Regions from separate parts of the Homo sapiens genome. Here region 2 is linked to region 1. Evidence: chromatin loops called from intact Hi-C (ENCODE). Cell type or tissue: IMR-90. All regions are shown on one strand. Links, peaks and the distances in the headings refer to the core of each region. The heading gives the core; the rest is flanking DNA. Region 1 overlaps RND2 (Rho family GTPase 2). Region 2 has its middle 50 kb from the start of LINC00910.

Evidence for each region. A loop is a pair of places that touch in the nucleus more often than their neighbours do. Peaks named below come from ENCODE experiments on the same cell type or tissue, not always from the same donor. Only the 100,000 strongest peaks of a DNase experiment are listed, where the experiment ranks them.
Region 2: it touches region 1 in a loop (17-fold over the local background); 32 of 110 quality-filtered maps call a loop at or near these places.

What each region holds. Positions count from the first base shown.
Region 1 is chr17:43,025,236-43,028,147 of GRCh38, forward strand. RND2 (Rho family GTPase 2) reads left to right here. Exons shown (of 5, transcript NM_005440.5): 1 at 1-214; 2 at 725-812; 3 at 1,948-2,057; 4 at 2,826-2,912. The coding sequence starts at 113. Among named protein-coding and RNA genes, the nearest start is that of RND2, 1.5 kb to the left of the region's middle. In IMR-90, for the core only: no CTCF peak of the experiment used is centred there; no DNase peak of the experiment used is centred there; H3K4me3 peaks cover 154 bases; H3K27me3 peaks cover 193 bases.
Region 2 is chr17:43,337,729-43,340,640 of GRCh38, forward strand. No RefSeq gene overlaps it. Among named protein-coding and RNA genes, the nearest start is that of LINC00910, 50 kb to the right of the region's middle. RefSeq lists a silencer at 1,331-1,380. In IMR-90, for the core only: a CTCF peak has its summit at 1,372 (motif pointing left); no DNase peak of the experiment used is centred there.

The DNA of each region.
Region 1 (2,912 bases), core at 238-2,737:
CCCGCGAGATGCCGGTGTTGGCGGCCCGAGCGGCTGCAGTTGCAGGGGCGGGGGAGGCGGCGGCGGGGCCCGGGAGAGGGGTGGCGTGGGGGACCGGCGCGTAGCCGGGACCATGGAGGGGCAGAGCGGCCGCTGCAAGATCGTGGTGGTGGGAGACGCAGAGTGCGGCAAGACGGCGCTGCTGCAGGTGTTCGCCAAGGACGCCTATCCCGGGGTGAGGGACCTGCGTCTTGGGAGGGGGACGCTAAGGCTGCTGGGGGGTGGGTGACAGGGGCCCTGGCGACGGATGGGAATGGGTACTCGGGTAACCAGGGACAAGAGACAGGGGGTCGGAGGACGCGGGGAGGCCTTGAGGGCTCAGGAAGGACTGCAGAGGATTGGGGTGGGAGGAATTAGGGAGCAGGGTGAGATAGATGGGGTTTGGGAGAACCAGAGCATCCGGGAGGGAGGGCGAGGGGAATGTCGGAGGTCCTGGGCAATGGAGAGGGGAAGAACTAGGGGGCTGAAGGGACCAGAAGGGAACAGGAGGAGGTCTGGGAGCTTAGCAGAGATTCTCCGGGGGGGGGGGGGGGGGGGCAGGAGCTCCCGGGATCTCCCCTTTGCCCAATCCCAGACCAACTTGTGTCCAGGGGCTGGGCTGGACGGGGTGTGGGAGTGAGGAGGGCATTTATCTGGGGTGAGGACTTGGAGAGATGATCTCATCTGGATCCATCCGTGTCTGCAGAGTTATGTCCCCACCGTGTTTGAGAACTACACTGCGAGCTTTGAGATCGACAAGCGCCGCATTGAGCTCAACATGTGGGACACTTCAGGTAGCCAAGTCCCTGGGGGTCACCCTGACTTCCAAGGCGGCCCACTCTGTCCCCTCCCTTGGTTAGACCCTTAGGTTCCAGGTAAGCCCAGCCCATCCATCCAATTCCAACAGGAAGGGAAAAATCAATATTCTGCTAAAATCCAGGGAAACTGAGGTAGAACTTGCAGAGCCTGACAGAAACCATGTCCTGAAGGAGAAAGCCTAGGATCTGAGCCCCTCAGCTGGGTCCTGCCTACCTGGGAAAGTTGGGAAGGAATGGCTTTTAATTTGGAACATGTTCCTTCAGAGATAAGACTGGGTTTAGAAAAGACATTTAGAGGCCAGGCACGGTGGCTCACGCCTGTAATCCTAGCACTTTGGGAGGCTGGGGTGGGGGGATCACCTGAGGTCAGGAGTTTGAGACCAGCCTGGCCAACATGGTTGAAACTCCGTCTCTACTAAAAATACAAAAATTAATCGGGCGTGTGGCACGTGCCTGTAATCTCAGCTACCAGGAGGCTGAGGCAAGAGAATCGCTGGAACCTGGGAGGCGGAGGCTGCAGTGAGCCGAGATCATGCCGCTGCACTCCAGCCTGAGCGATAGAGCGAGACTCCATCTCAAAAAATAAAAAAGCAGAAAAGACATTTAGAATGTCTTGAGTGAGGGGTGGTCAGGAGGCTGTTTCTCTCCATTGAACTAGATAAATCTGAGGTCAAGTCCCAGGAGAATGGGAGAGTGCTCTCCCTGCCACTGCTCTTTTCCTCCTCCCAACATAAGGAGGGTTTTTATTTTTACAAGAGTTCCCTTCAGGGCTTTAGACTGCCAAAGCCCAGAAAGCACATGCAACATTTTATGAGAATGTCTATAGATTTTATGAGCTTCTCAAAGGGGTCCAAACCTCAGTCAAGAATAAAAATTATTACTTTTTAAACCACTAGGGAAGCAGAGAGCCGTTTCCCACCATGTGACCTCCCTTCTGCCCGCTCCCCCACTTGGGAAACCCAGACTCCATGATGGGTATTAATGATGGGTATTAATGGTTGCTCTTTTCCATTCTCTGCTCCCAGCATCCCTTGACCAGGATCTGTAAGGTCTCCCATTCCCTTCCAGGCCTCCCATCCACTCAGGCCCCTCATGCCCTGTCTTCCTTCAGGTTCCTCTTACTATGATAATGTCCGGCCTCTGGCCTATCCTGATTCTGATGCTGTGCTCATCTGCTTCGACATTAGCCGACCAGAAACACTGGACAGTGTTCTCAAGAAGGTGGGAGCCTGGGGAAATAGGGCAGCTAGACTGAGGGGGACCAGACCACCATGGTCCTGACATAACATGGGCCAGGAGGAGGGAGTGATGGCTGGGGTATGGCCATCAGCTGGTTAGCGAGTGAAGCTCTCATCCCTGCCACCCCTGCCTCCAGCCCCCATCCCTCCCAGCCACCCCTTTCCTGAAAGTCCTCAGAGCTGGATACAGCAGCTAGGGGAGGTGGGGGAGTGAAGGGAGAAGCACTCACAGGATTCCTTCTCTGCTCTTCCAACTCCTTGGCAGTGGGAGTCCCAGATGGAGGGGATGGGATGGGAAGCCTGATCCTGGAGCTCAGGAAAGCCCTGTGGCCTCCTCTCCAGGCCCCAGTTTCCATGACAAAAGCCAGGGGTGAATGGACAGAAGTCAGCTAGGGCAGCCCCAGTTCCCAGGTGGGGGAGGGGAGGGTGGGATAAATTTGTTCCCAGGAGAGAGTATGGGAAAGGCGAGTGGGAATGGGAAGTTTCCAGGCTGGCAGACCCTTCATAGCCACTGAGGGAGAAGAGTCCACAGGCCCACGCCAGCCCTCTCCTCCCCGCTGCTTCTCTCTCACCCCATCCTGCTCTCAAACCAAGCCTAGCATTCTCACCTCCTTCCTCATGTGGGAGAGTCCTGAGGGATACATGGTTTCTGCGTGCTTGAGGAAGAGAGGGCACACTGCTGGCATGGCACAAAGGCTCACGCTGTGCCTCCCTCCACCCCTCCACAATTCTCTTTTCTTCTCCTACATAGTGGCAAGGAGAGACTCAAGAGTTCTGCCCCAATGCCAAGGTTGTGCTGGTTGGCTGTAAACTGGACATGCGGACTGACCTGGCCACA
Region 2 (2,912 bases), core at 326-2,825, 310 kb after region 1:
TGGACCTGGCCTGGATGAAAAGGATCTGGTTGGACTACTGCCTGGACTGCAGGTATACCTGGAGCTGGCTGCGCTACAGCAGCAAGCATTTATGGTATAGGTTGAGGAGCCTGATTATTTGCCTGAGGAGCCTGATTTTCAGGCTGCGGACCTTGGGGAGCCGTGTGATCAGCCACCTGCTGAGCAGGATCAGCGGGCTGTGGCTGATCCTGTGCCACAGCAACAGGAGCGGCAGGTATATGGGGATGTAGAATAAGAGGAAGTTGCTAGGCCTCAGGATGCCCATACTCCCTGGCTTGAGAAATGGCTCTCATAAGAGGAGTGTCATTTTCAGGAATGTATGTAACCTGTTGCTTATGAGCAGCCATGGTGGTGGCAACAGCAGTGGTAACCGGACCAGAAGCCAAAAAGAGATTCGAGTTTTGAATAGAGGAAGAATCAAGAACCTGTAAGCCAGGATGAGGTGCGATTACCTGCTGGGCAGGTCTTTTAGGGTTGAGAAATCAAGGCTGCTGCAGTAACTGCAGGACAGGCTTCGAGGGAGCCTGATGCACCAAAGGAGAAGCAGAAGTGAGAGATGGATAACCAGGCTGTGGAGGGATAGGGTTGAGGGCCTCATTGCCAGGCCAAACAGGCAGAAGGTTGAGAGCCCTACAGCAGGGCTGAACAGAGACACAGTTGAGAGCCTGTAGGGGCCAGCCCTACAGGGTCTGTGGGTTTTTCTCCCCGTGTGCGGAGACAAGAGATCATAGAAACAAAGACAAAAGACAAAGAGATAAAAGAAAAGACAGCTGGGGCTGGGGGACCACTACCACCAAGACGTGGAGACCAGTAGTGGCCCCAAATTCCAGGCTGCGCTGTTATTTATTGGATACAAGACAAGGGGGCAGGGTAAGGAGTGTTAGCCATCTCCAATGATAGGTAAGGTCACGTGGGTCATGCATCCACTGGAAAGGGAGCCTTTCCCTGTTTGGCAGCCGAGGCGGAGAGAGAGGAGAGACAGCTTACACCATTATTTCTGCATTTCAGAGACTTTTAATACTTTCAGTAATTCTGCTATTGCTATCTAGAAGGCAGAGCCAGGTGTACAGGATGGAACATGAAAGCAGACCAGGAGCATGACTACTGAAGCACAGCATCACAGGGAGACGGTCAGGCCTCTGGATAACTGCAGGCAGGCCTGACTTATGTCAGGCCCTCCATAAGAGATGGTGGAGTAGAGTCTTCTCTAAACTCCCCTGGGGAAAGGGAGACTCCCTTTCCTGGTCTGCTCAGTAGCAGGTGCTTTTCCTTGGCACTGACGCTACCACTAGACCATGGTCCGCTTGGTACGGGCATCTTCCCAGACGCTGGCATTACTGCTAGACCAAGGAGCCCTCTGGTGGCCCTGCCTGGGCATAACAAAAGGCTCACACTCTTGTCTTCTTGTCACTTCTCACCATGTCCCCTCAGCTCCTATCTCTGCATGGCCTGCCTTTTTCTAGGTTATGATTGTAGAGTGAGGATTATTATAATATTTGAATAAAGAGTAATTACTACAAACTAATGATTAATGGTATTTATATATAATCATATCTATGAGCTATATCAGTATAACTCTTGTTATTTTATATATTTTATTACACTGGAACAGCTCGTGCTCTCGGTCTCTTGCCTCGGCACCTGGGTGGCTTGCCACCCACATCTCCCCGCTTTTTATTAACTAGGATCACCATTGCCATCATTGCTTGTCGTTGACTTTGGACTTGTCTTCGGATTCCTTGCGGGATCTGCAGACTAAAAGTAGACAACATAAGCATACCAATATTAATAATGCCAGTGACAACAATGATCCTCTGAGGGGTTTGATCCATTTAAAGGGATTAAGATCAGATAATTCTTTAGCTATTCCTTCAAAAATGTCTGAGCCCAGAACAGTGGATAAATGAGCCTGTGAAGCCTCAAAAATTTGTTCTTTAAGTTTTGAAATATCCAAGGTTAAGTTATCATCCCAGGTTTTTAAATGTCTTGAGACCGATTCCCAGCTATGCTGATCTTTATTATAAGCATAAGGTGTTATACAGTAATCAGAAGTATTCCAATCACATTGTAATTGCATACGGTGTTCCAAATTCATAACTGTATCTCCCAGCCATATTACACTTTGGTGGAGATAATTAATTTGATTAGCTAACTTTTGATCAATTTGAGTCTGAGAATTCCAAAGTCTGGAGGAGTTTTTTTGCCATGCTTCAACATATTGAGTGGTTTGAACAGAACTGTGGATCTCAACTCCAGCGGTTGCCACTGTTGCAGAAACCGCAATTAGACCTGCAATGACTACAATAACAGTAAAAATAAATCACTTTGTTCTTTTCAGGATACCTTTAAGAACTTCATTGACTATGTGTATAGAGGGGGAAGACTCCCATGGATGATGTAAAGAAACTGGTATCCATACCCCCTCCCTAGCCCTTACGAATAGAATACTTGTTGTGGGATTAAAAGTAGCATCAATGCACATGAACAGCTTACAATTATCACATTCTATATTTTGTGTATTGGGAATGATAATTATATTTCCAACCAACAGCATGTAAGGGGGTTTGACACAGCTCCTGATACGTATCACCTGTTCAGACATCAAGGTGATGTTGAATGTGGGTGTTTTGATATTAGTGGGAGAGAGTTGATAGGTAGCACTCCATATCCTTATTCCTGTCATAGCTGCAGCTAATTTCCATAATTCAGGATGTTCTGGGGTAACAATGGGATGAATCATTTTTGGTCTAGAAGGAACAATGCCTGTGTTCATCCATTTGAATGGGTAAGGAGACACCCATTCTCTCAACCTGTAGGACTGCCATCCGTCCTCTAATATTGTAACAAATAATTGAACTCTGAGCATGTCGTATTCTGGCTGGAGCAATCCC